Linked DNA regions of Homo sapiens: all the other regions are linked to region 2. A link is a contact called in ENCODE Hi-C or POLR2A ChIA-PET data. All regions are on one chromosome and are shown on one strand. The core of a region is the stretch at or near the end of the contact, and the rest is flanking DNA. Distances in the headings are between cores, read along the strand shown. Region 1 holds the start of OIP5-AS1 (OIP5 antisense RNA 1). Region 2 holds the start of RMDN3 (regulator of microtubule dynamics 3). Region 3 holds the start of BMF (Bcl2 modifying factor).

Evidence for each region. Hi-C counts contacts between places; a loop is a spot of excess contacts on that map. ChIA-PET counts read pairs that join two places held with the same protein, here RNA polymerase II (POLR2A). Pooled maps may share reads with other maps.
Region 1: a loop to region 2 is called in a map of B cell, with 21 times the contacts of the local background. The contact joins the promoter of OIP5-AS1 here to the promoter of RMDN3 in region 2. A Hi-C loop is called at or near these places in 3 of 168 maps with a recorded cell type or tissue (B cell, CD4-positive, alpha-beta T cell and dorsolateral prefrontal cortex), 1 of 37 single-sample maps with no recorded cell type and 13 of 50 pooled maps. POLR2A ChIA-PET finds 5 or more read pairs at or near these places in 1 of 52 experiments (activated T-cell).
Region 3: a pooled map shows a loop between it and region 2 (5-fold over the local background). The contact joins the promoter of BMF here to the promoter of RMDN3 in region 2. A Hi-C loop is called at or near these places in 6 of 50 pooled maps. POLR2A ChIA-PET finds 5 or more read pairs at or near these places in 2 of 52 experiments (AG04450 and GM10248).

The regions. Positions count from the first base shown.
Region 1 is chr15:41,281,044-41,283,946 of GRCh38, forward strand. It overlaps OIP5-AS1 (OIP5 antisense RNA 1), which reads left to right and starts at 1,654. Exons shown (of 5, transcript NR_152821.1): 1 at 1,654-1,675. It overlaps CHP1 (calcineurin like EF-hand protein 1), which reads left to right. Exons shown (of 7, transcript NM_007236.5): 7 at 1-844. RefSeq lists an enhancer at 1,842-2,583.
Region 2 is chr15:40,753,553-40,756,787 of GRCh38, forward strand. RMDN3 (regulator of microtubule dynamics 3) reads right to left here and starts at 1,702. Exons shown (of 13, transcript NM_018145.3): 1 at 1,531-1,702; 2 at 1,045-1,238. The coding sequence starts at 1,231. RefSeq lists a silencer at 1,093-1,307 and enhancers at 1,423-1,632, 1,843-1,962, 2,053-2,162.
Region 3 is chr15:40,107,154-40,110,175 of GRCh38, forward strand. BMF (Bcl2 modifying factor) reads right to left here and starts at 1,726. Exons shown (of 5, transcript NM_001003940.2): 1 at 1,620-1,726; 2 at 1,106-1,233. RefSeq lists silencers at 1-49, 1,534-1,783 and an enhancer at 329-1,024.

The DNA of each region.
Region 1 (2,903 bases), core at 404-2,903, 530 kb after region 2:
AGAGGGAGTTTCACCATGTTGGCCAGGTTGGTCTTGAACTCCTGACCTCAGGTGATCCTCCTGCCTCGGCCTCCCAAAGTGCTGGGATTACAGGCATGAGCCACCGTGCTCAGCCGCAAAATTCTTTATGAATTTTACACTTGGCAAATGTTAATGACGGAAGCCATAGTCTGCTCCTAATACATGTCCAAAGCATTGACTGTTGTGTCATTAGCTGCCTGGTTACATTAGCTCCCTGGCTTCTTGTTTAGACCACTGCTAATCCCTTAAAAACAAGAGGTCTGGCACTAGTAGCACAACCTAAGGTGGCATTACAGATCTTTGAGCGAGCCACAGCAACTTTTCTGCCAAGTCAGCTTAGTTTAGACTTCAGTGAATCAGGCTATTGCTATCCTAATGTATGTCTCTATGAGTGTATTTAGCCACACATCTGCCCTTGGTTGACTTTCTGACTCATTGCTTGCTTGCTTGTTTCCTTGCTTTGGAAAACTATTGAAGATTGCTAAAAAATACCACTGCAAAGTGATGGAAAAGGGTGGAGAACAGGGGAGTAGCCAGGCTGGATGGCTCAAATATAAATGAATGAGGAATTCTTTATGAAGTATCAGTCAGATTTTATGATTAAGTGATGTAATATAGGAATTATGTAAAAGGGAAGAATGTCTGATACTGATCTATTAGAGAGGTACTTTAGAGGCTTCTTGATTGGCATAAAGTTCCTAAGGTTATAGATTTTCCCCCCTTTTGGCTGTATAGCAAAGTGTTTTAATCCACGGTTGTGCCTTATTGTTCCATTAAAATTGTATCTTCGATCCATCAATAAATACTTGTGGTTGAAACAAAATAACTTTTGTCCATTTTACAAGAATTTTATGTAACTTAGTCCCTTCAAGTTTGAAATCACAGTGTCTCCCTTACTCAAGTTTATGTCTGTACGGTCAGCTGCAGTCTACTCTGCTGCTGCCTGGATATATGAAGTGGAAACATTCATCGAGGGGCCAGCACTTTTGGCTTCGACATGGTTTTGTCAGCCGTGGCCACTTCCCATTCATTCCAGCTAAGACGCAATTTCTATTCTTGACTCCCTGACTCCTTAAATGTAGAAAAAGCCTAAAAATCCAGTATATGTCCATTCCTTAAATTGCCCACCTCCTCATTCATGTGCAGCCTCAGCGGTGACATACTCTGGTTTTACATGGCTTTTTCTTTGCATTTCTTTTTTGAGATGGAGTCTCACTCTTGCCCAGGCTGGAGTGTAATGGCACAGTCTTGGCTCACTGCAACCTCCGCCTCCCAGGTTCAAGCAATTCTCCTGCCTCAGCCTCCTGAGTAGCTGGGATTACAGGCACGTGCCACCACACCTGGCTAATTTTTGTATTTTTGGTAGAGATTGGGGTTTCACCATGTTGGCCAGGCTGGTCTTGAACTCCTGACCTCAGCTGATCCACCCGCCTCAGCCTCCCAAAGTGCTGGGATTACAGCCACCGTGCCAGGCCAGGAATCTGCATTTCTAAGAATCCACCCAGATGACAGCCCTCTTGGTGTTTGGCAAGCACAGTGGACCTACACTGCCTACGCTGGGCCTCGCTTGTCATAACCCCGAAGAGGAGCCACCCCACGTATACCCTCCCTGCTGTCACGTGTCCGTGTGAAGAGACCACCAAACAGGCTTTGTGTGAACAACAAGCCTGTTTATTTCACCTGGGTGCAGGTGGGATGAGTCGGAAAAGAGAGTTCAGCAAAGGGTGGTGGATTATCATTAGTTCTTACAGGTTTTGGGATAGGCGGTGGAGTTAGGAGCAATGTTTTGTGGGCAGGGGGTGGATCTCACAAAGTACATTCTCAAGGGTGGGGAGAATTACAAAGAACCTTCTTAAGGGTGGGGAGATTACAAAGTACATTGATCAGTTAGGGTGGGGCAGAAACAAATCACAATGGTGAATGTCATCAGTTAAGGCTATTTTCACTTCTTTGTGGATCTTCAGTTGCTTCAGGCCATCTGGATGTATACGTGCAGGTCACAGGGGATATGATGGCTTAGCTTGGGCTCAGAGGCCTGACACCTGCCCCTCTGGGAAATGATGCAGAAGAAAGGATGCCCTACAGTTGGGTGTAGCAAACAACAAAACTGCCAGTTACAGCAGGTTTCCTCTATGCAGGAGGGCCTTCAGAAAAGTGACGAATCCTTCTCTCCTGTATTGACCAAAGCTGTAAACAGCCGGACAACGTTTGGGCCCTTTAAGAGTCAAAGACAGAGACAAACTGGAAGCATTAAATTTTTTCCCTAGGTGTTGTGCTACCCCTGGATTAAAAGCCTGGGCGCGGTGGCTCATGCCTGTAATCCCAGCACTTCGGGAGACCGAGGCGGGTGGATCACCTGAGGTCAGGAGTTCGACACCAGTCTGGCCAACGTAGTGAAATCTCGTCTCTACTAAAAATACAAAAATTAGCTGGGTGTGGTGGCATGCGCCTGTAGTCCCAGCTACTTGAGGGGCTGAGGCAGGAGAATCGTTTAAACCCGGGAGGCGGAGGTTGCAGTGAGTCAAGATCGCGCCACTGCACTCCAGCTTGGGCGACAGTGAGAGACTCTGTCTCAAAAAACAAAACAAAACAAAAACCCTCGGGCCTGAGAATGAAATTATTAGTACTACAGTTTAACCTAACAGTGGCTTAAAATAGTCACGCGGCCTAGCCACACTATCTTACCACGTGGTACAGCTTCTACGGCGGAAATTTTACATTCTTAATAATTGAATTACAAAAGCATTTCTCCCTGTTACCTCAATTCTGGGACCCAATCCGGATCGAAAGAGTGGGGCGAGTGCTATTGATTGACGTGCATTCCAACCAACCTACGACGCAAGGAGAGCGCGCGCGAGCAAGACGATGCCCAATAAACACTC
Region 2 (3,235 bases), core at 452-2,951:
AAAACACTCCTCTTGCACAAAGATGGTAGTAGTTTGAACCAGCCCTAGATCCTTTGCTCAAATGAATTGACAAATCTGCAAGAACTACTCATTTCAGCTGTACAGGCTGCCAGCCACATTCAGCTTCAATTGCATTAAGCGTGCTCCTAGCCCTATGCCGTAGAAAGTCCACTGGACCAGGTGACCAGGCCCAACCTTGCCACTTAATCTGTGACAGCCTCAGGAAAGTTATACCATCTTTTTGAATCTTGGTTTCCTCATAGGAGGGATAAAAAGAAAAAAAAACTTGAATGAGATAGTTGCCAAGTTGTCTTGATAGTTGCCAAGTTGTCTTCAAATTCTAATATATGATTTAATACATAAGCCTCAAGACTTTTAATCCCTACAAGATTATTCTTTTTGCCCTCTTTTGGACTCTTCCTCTACTTATTACACACCTCACCCAACACTAAGCAAGTGCCTTTAATACCCACATAGCACTATTGTGGCCAGAACTAAAAGTGAAAGTTAAACAGTCTTTTTGAAATATACTTTCTTGTGAGTACAGGCGAAAGAGTAGAGAAAACCACGACTGCTTTTTTTTTTTTTTTTTTTTTGAGACAGAGTCCCACTCTGTCACCCAGGCTGGAGTGCAGTGGCGCAACCTCAGCTCACTGCGGCCTCCGCCTACCAGGTTCAAGCGATTCTCGTGCCTCAGCCTCCCCAGTAGCTGGGACTACAGGCCGCGCCACCACGCCCGGCTAATTTTTGTATTTTTAGTAGAGATGGGGTTTCACCATGTTGACATCTGGTTGAACGTTGGCCAGGCTGGTCTTGAACTCCTGACCTCAGGTGATCCGCCCGCCTCGGCCTCCCAAAGTGCTGGGATTACAGGCGTGAGCCACCGCGCCCAGCCCGACGACTGCTTTTTCAACAAGCTTCCAAAAAAGTGAAACCCTAAAGCACTTCTCTCCGTTACCCTGTCCCACAGTCTCCACCGAAAGCAGCCCAGACCTCAGGCCCATTAGTCTGCAGTGACCGCGGTCTCAGGAGACGGGCTCCTACCGTGGCGTCCGGGATCTGAAGTCTGCGTATAGTCCAGGGAGTTGGGCAGGCTCTGGCTGCGGCCATGACGCTGGGTCCGTTTCCATCGCTGGCTGTAAAGGAGGCACAGGAATCCAAGGCCGGCGGCGGTACCCAGCAACAGTCCCAGCCCGGCACGGGCACCACCCAGGGCTCCCAGTCTAGACATGCTGCACCTGCGGCCAGCAGAAGTCACCGGGAGCAGGCAGGCGGGCGGGCGGGCGGGGGTAAGGAGAGAGAGAGATTCGTGAACCCGGTAAACCCACCCTCAAGGCTGAACCCCGGCAGGTATCCCCTTGCCCAAACCCTGAGCTCTCGACTACGTGCACCCCAGTCTGAACCCTAAGGCTTCCTCCAGCCTCCTGGGCCCCACTGCCTCTCTTCTCACCCAGCCTGGACGTAGCCGCCCCTCCAGTACACCCCCCGACCCGGGTCACAGAGTCCGGCTTCTGGGCCTTCAACCCCCACCTCAGCCTCACGACACTGCAGACCACAAACCCGGCGCCCTGGCTGCAAACTCCTGGCCTTCCGCCGCGGCCCCCGAAGGCGCTCTGGCCTGGCAGGAGATCCACTCAGACCCTTACCCGGCCGCCAGCCACCATGGCAGCAGCCGCCGCGGGCTCACGCTGTCAGTGACCGTGACGTCAGGCAGGCGGCGCCAGGTGCTCGGCGCCCTGCGGGAAGGCGCAGAGAGATGACCGCGCCGGCCCCGCCCCTTGTCTGTTTCCCTCAGGGGCGGGGCCACGGGCGCCGCCGGAGGGGCGGAGTCAGCACAGAGCGCGAAAGGAAAGCAAGAAGGGGCCCAAGACAGGGGAAAGGCGGGAAGGCAGGGAGACTTCTTGGGCGGACGCTCGCGCAGTCACCCTCACCGTCCGGCAGCCAGGCCTCCATTTCCCTCCGGTCACACCGGCTTAACTTGCTGCTCCCGGAATACGCTCAGCATATTCACACTTTCTACCTGCGCTTCTGCCTGGACCTCCCCTCTGTACCTGGAAAACGTCACGCTCTCCCCACATTTTATTTTTATTTTTATTTTGTAGAGACTGGGTCCCGCTCTCCTGGTCTCTCAAAGTGCGATCCGCCCGCCTCGGGCTCCCAAAGTGCGTGAGCCGCCGCACCCGGCCATAAATCTTAAACCTAACGTGCTGTCTTATAATTCTGTTTTACTCTTGTAATTGTATGCAACTTCTTATAATTGTGGCAACTAAAAAGACCGATTTTATGGACTATGATAACAATTTTATTGTGAACATTTCTTAAGAGTTAAAATTTAGTTTAGTGAAAGAAATATCTAGGCCAGTCCTCCCAATACCCTTGACTAGATCTTATATTTATTTACCCTTTAATTGTGAGATATTGTATACATATAAGAATACAGGAGGCCGGCCGTGGTGGCACGTGACTGTAGTCACAGATACTCTGGGGGCTGAGATGGGAGGATCACTTGAGCCCAGGTCGTCGAGGCTGCAGTGAGCCATGATCACTCTGGGCAACAGAAGTCAGGATATCGAGGCCACCCAGGCCAACCTGGCGAAACTCCGTCTCTACTAAAAGTACAAAAATTAGCTGGGCATGGTGGTGCACGCCTGTAATCCCAGCTACTCGGGAGGCTGAGGCAGGAGAATTGCTTGAACCCAGGAGGCAGAGGTTGCAGTGAGCCGAGATCTCGCCACTGTACTCCAGCTTGGGCAACAGAGTGAGGCCTCCTCTCAAAACAAATAAACAAAAACAACAACAACAAAAAATATATTTATATATATATAAAGTATATATATATATATACACTTTATTTTGGAGGAAATAAAAATTTCCTCTGGAAACCTTCCCAGATCACCACCTTGGTGAAATTAAGCTTTTCACCCTGCTTTGCTCCTGTGGCTCTATTGCCTCCATTATACTTTTTTTTTTTTTTTAGACGGAGTTTCGCTCTTTTCGCCCATGCTGGAATGCAGTGGTGCGATCTCGGCTCACTGCAACCTCCTCCCCCGCCCCTGGGTTCAAGCAATTCTCCTGCCTCAGCCTCCGGAGTAGCTGGAATTACAGGCTTGCACCCCCACGCCTGGCTACTTTTTGTATTTTCAGTAGATACCGGATTTCTACATGTTGGTCAGGCTGGTCTCGAACTCCTCACCTCAAGTAATCTGCTTGCCTCAGTCTCCCAAAGTGCTGGGAT
Region 3 (3,022 bases), core at 476-2,975, 650 kb before region 2:
CCAGGAACTGCTTAGGGCCCCTGCAGCAGCCAGAAGCAGCAACCACCTGAACAGCTAAGGATAAAAAGAGATGAATTTCATTCTTGTCAGACTCAATTAGAGATTCCTGGGGGTTCTGTCCCCTAGTCTCTTGCCTTTGAAGAACAAGCCAAATGGTCTATGGATTGGTGAAGTAGCTAAAAGAATCTCAGTTCAATTCAGAATGCTGCCTTTGCCAAACACAAGCTGTGAGCTGCTTGCTTGGGCCCTGCCTTCGTCCCATCCCATCCCTGTCCCTGAGCTGTCTATGGTCCTGTCTGTGCCCTCTTCCCTGGAGAATGAGGAGATGCCTGCTAGGATGGCAAGCAGCCACGTGGTGTTCTTTGGACCGTGTTTCCCAAGTGTGTGTGTGTGTGTGTGTGTGTGTGTGTGTGTGTGTGTGTATGGGGAGGGGGGTGAGGTGGTGCACTCCAGCTTATTAACAACAGGAAACAAAATTTCCTGATGAAAGGACCAAGTGCTGTCCCGCCAGTCACCTGGCAGGGGCTCCCCTCCAGCTCTCCAACCTCCTCTTCTCAGGCTAGCAATCTTGACCTAAGAAGGGGCCCTCAAAGCCAATCACCAGCACGAGTCATTGTCTTGGTTTTTCCTTTGAAGCCTATCACCTTCCCCTCCCCCTCCCAGCAAAGCCCCAAAGTTCAACCTTTGCCTGGACTGGACAGTGGGGGAGGTGCAGCCAGAAGGTGTGGCTCTGCAAGCCCCAGGGACCCCTCTCACGCTCCACAAACTGTAGGTGGCTTGCCTGTAGGTGGGCGCCTCTGGAGGGGTGCTGGCCAAGGTCAAGGGTAAACTAAGAGAGGGTGAAATTTTTCTCCTGAGCTTAAGAGGTGATGTCCAGAGCGGTGGGAGGAGGAGGGCACTTCCTGAGAACAGGGCCAGGGAATGCTTTATTCCTAGCAAAGGAACTCAAGCCCCGCTGCAGCCATCCCAACCCCTAAGGGCTGGAAGAGGGATGCTGAACTTAGACTCCTCCTCCTCTTAGGAGAAGGCAGTAGTCAGACACCCAGATCCTCGACAGTGACTAGGAACACACACACACACACACACACACACACACACCCCAGACCTGGGTGACTCCAGGAGAGAGTCTCGGCCTCCGAGTCGTGATGCCAGGGCTCCGCGCCAGGGTCCAGCGTGACGAGCACTCGGGGGCTGGACGCCCAGACTCGATTGGGAAGGAGGGAAAAAGCCCAGCTGTTAAGGAGAGGAGCCTTCAGACTCCGCAGAGAGGCAGGATGCCCCACAGCTCCTGTCCTATCCCAAAGTCAGACCCAGAGGCTGGGCCGTTCTCGGGCGCCCAGGTCTGCTCAGCAGTGCACCCCAGGTTCCCCTGCCTACCTGGACCCAACTCCTTCGAGTCCCAAATGCTACCCCCAAGTTCCCTCTTGGAGCAGCGCACCCAACTGTGGGTTCTGCACCCCGTTCCCTCACCCCAGCGCCCCAGTTCTTCATGGTCACCCCAGACGTCCGCAGCCCAAACCCTTCCCGGGCCCCCGTGCGCAGCGCGACTCCGCTCCCCACTTCCCCAAGGAGCTGCGATCCAACTCCGCCCGGCCCCCGGCGGCCACCCGGGCGCTCACCGGGCTGCGGCAGGAGGCGGGAGGCGCAGGCAGGGGCGGCGGCGGCGGCGGGCACAGGCCGGGGCGGGAGGAGGCCACTCCGCACGGTGCGGTATTGTTTCCAAAATACGCCTGCTCGGGGCATCCCGCAAACAGCTGATGAGGCCCCGCCCCCCTGCGCGTCACGCCGAGGACTGACCAATGGCGAGTGAAGCGCCAAGTCCCGGGCTGGGCCGCTGCCAGGGACGGTCACGAATGTACGAACCTTCCCATGGAAACATTGCAAGGGGCCGAGCAAAATTCCGACCGTCGCCAGAAGCGCAGTCGGAGCGCCGTCGCCAGTGCGGATTCTGTCCCTAACACAGGCTCTGGAAGCGCCAGAGAGTCCCTGAATCCTCTGTATTAGGTGTGGGAGAGGGGGCGCCAAAGTAACTTTTGTCTTCTTTTTCACGGCAATGGGCAGAATAATTGCTGCGCGTCCACAAAGGGAGGGGGGAAGGAGGCGGGGAGTTTTTTTATGAGGCTGGTGCGTCCAGTGGGTGCAGGGTGCAGGGTGCGGGTCCCTATGGGATCCCAGCCTCAGGGGAAAGCTCCCTCCCGCCTGCCGAGCAGGTCGGAAGAAAACTGCAGCTCCAAAGCTGAAGGTGTGTTTGAAACAAACACATCCAGGGGAGCCCTTAGGTCCTCTTCTTGACTGGGCGTGGGCACTGGCAAAATAAGCACCTGGCTGAGAAGCGGAGCGCTCAAGAAGGCCGGGGCTGCTTGAGCGGTTGACACATATCTCGCATATGGCAGCATTTAGAGACTGTGCTGGTGCTGCCAGGAGAGCAGCATGTCCTGCAGACCGCGTAAGGGAGTCTATGGGCTACTTCACAGGCATTTACCGAGCACCTACTCTGTGCCAGATATTGGGCTGAGTGCCAGAAACCTGGCGTCTGCCCTCAAGGAGCTTACAGTCTACTAGGAGAGGTAGCCCTGAAAATAGTGAAAAGTTATTGGAATTGTATTCATTCCAAGGATAATGACTATTGAGGAATGCAGAAAAATTCAGAATACAAAGGCTGGAGAAGGCCTCAGGGAGACAGCTTTTAAATTGAATGGGAAATATTTTTCAATAAGGAAAACCAGATGCACATGTCTCACGCCTGTAATCCCAACACTTTGGGAGGCCGAGGCGGGTGGTTCACTTGAGCTCAGTGGTTGGAGACCAGCCTGGCCAACACGGGAAACCCTGTCTCTACTAAAAATACAAAAATCAGGCGGGCGTGGTGGCGCATGCCTGTAATCCCAGCTACTTGGGAGGCTGAGGTAGGAGAATTGCTTGAACCTAGGAGGTGAAGGTTGCAGTGGGCGGAGATAGCGCCACCGCACTCCAGCCTGGGCGACAATGAGACTCCGTCTCAAAAAAATAAAAATAAAATAAA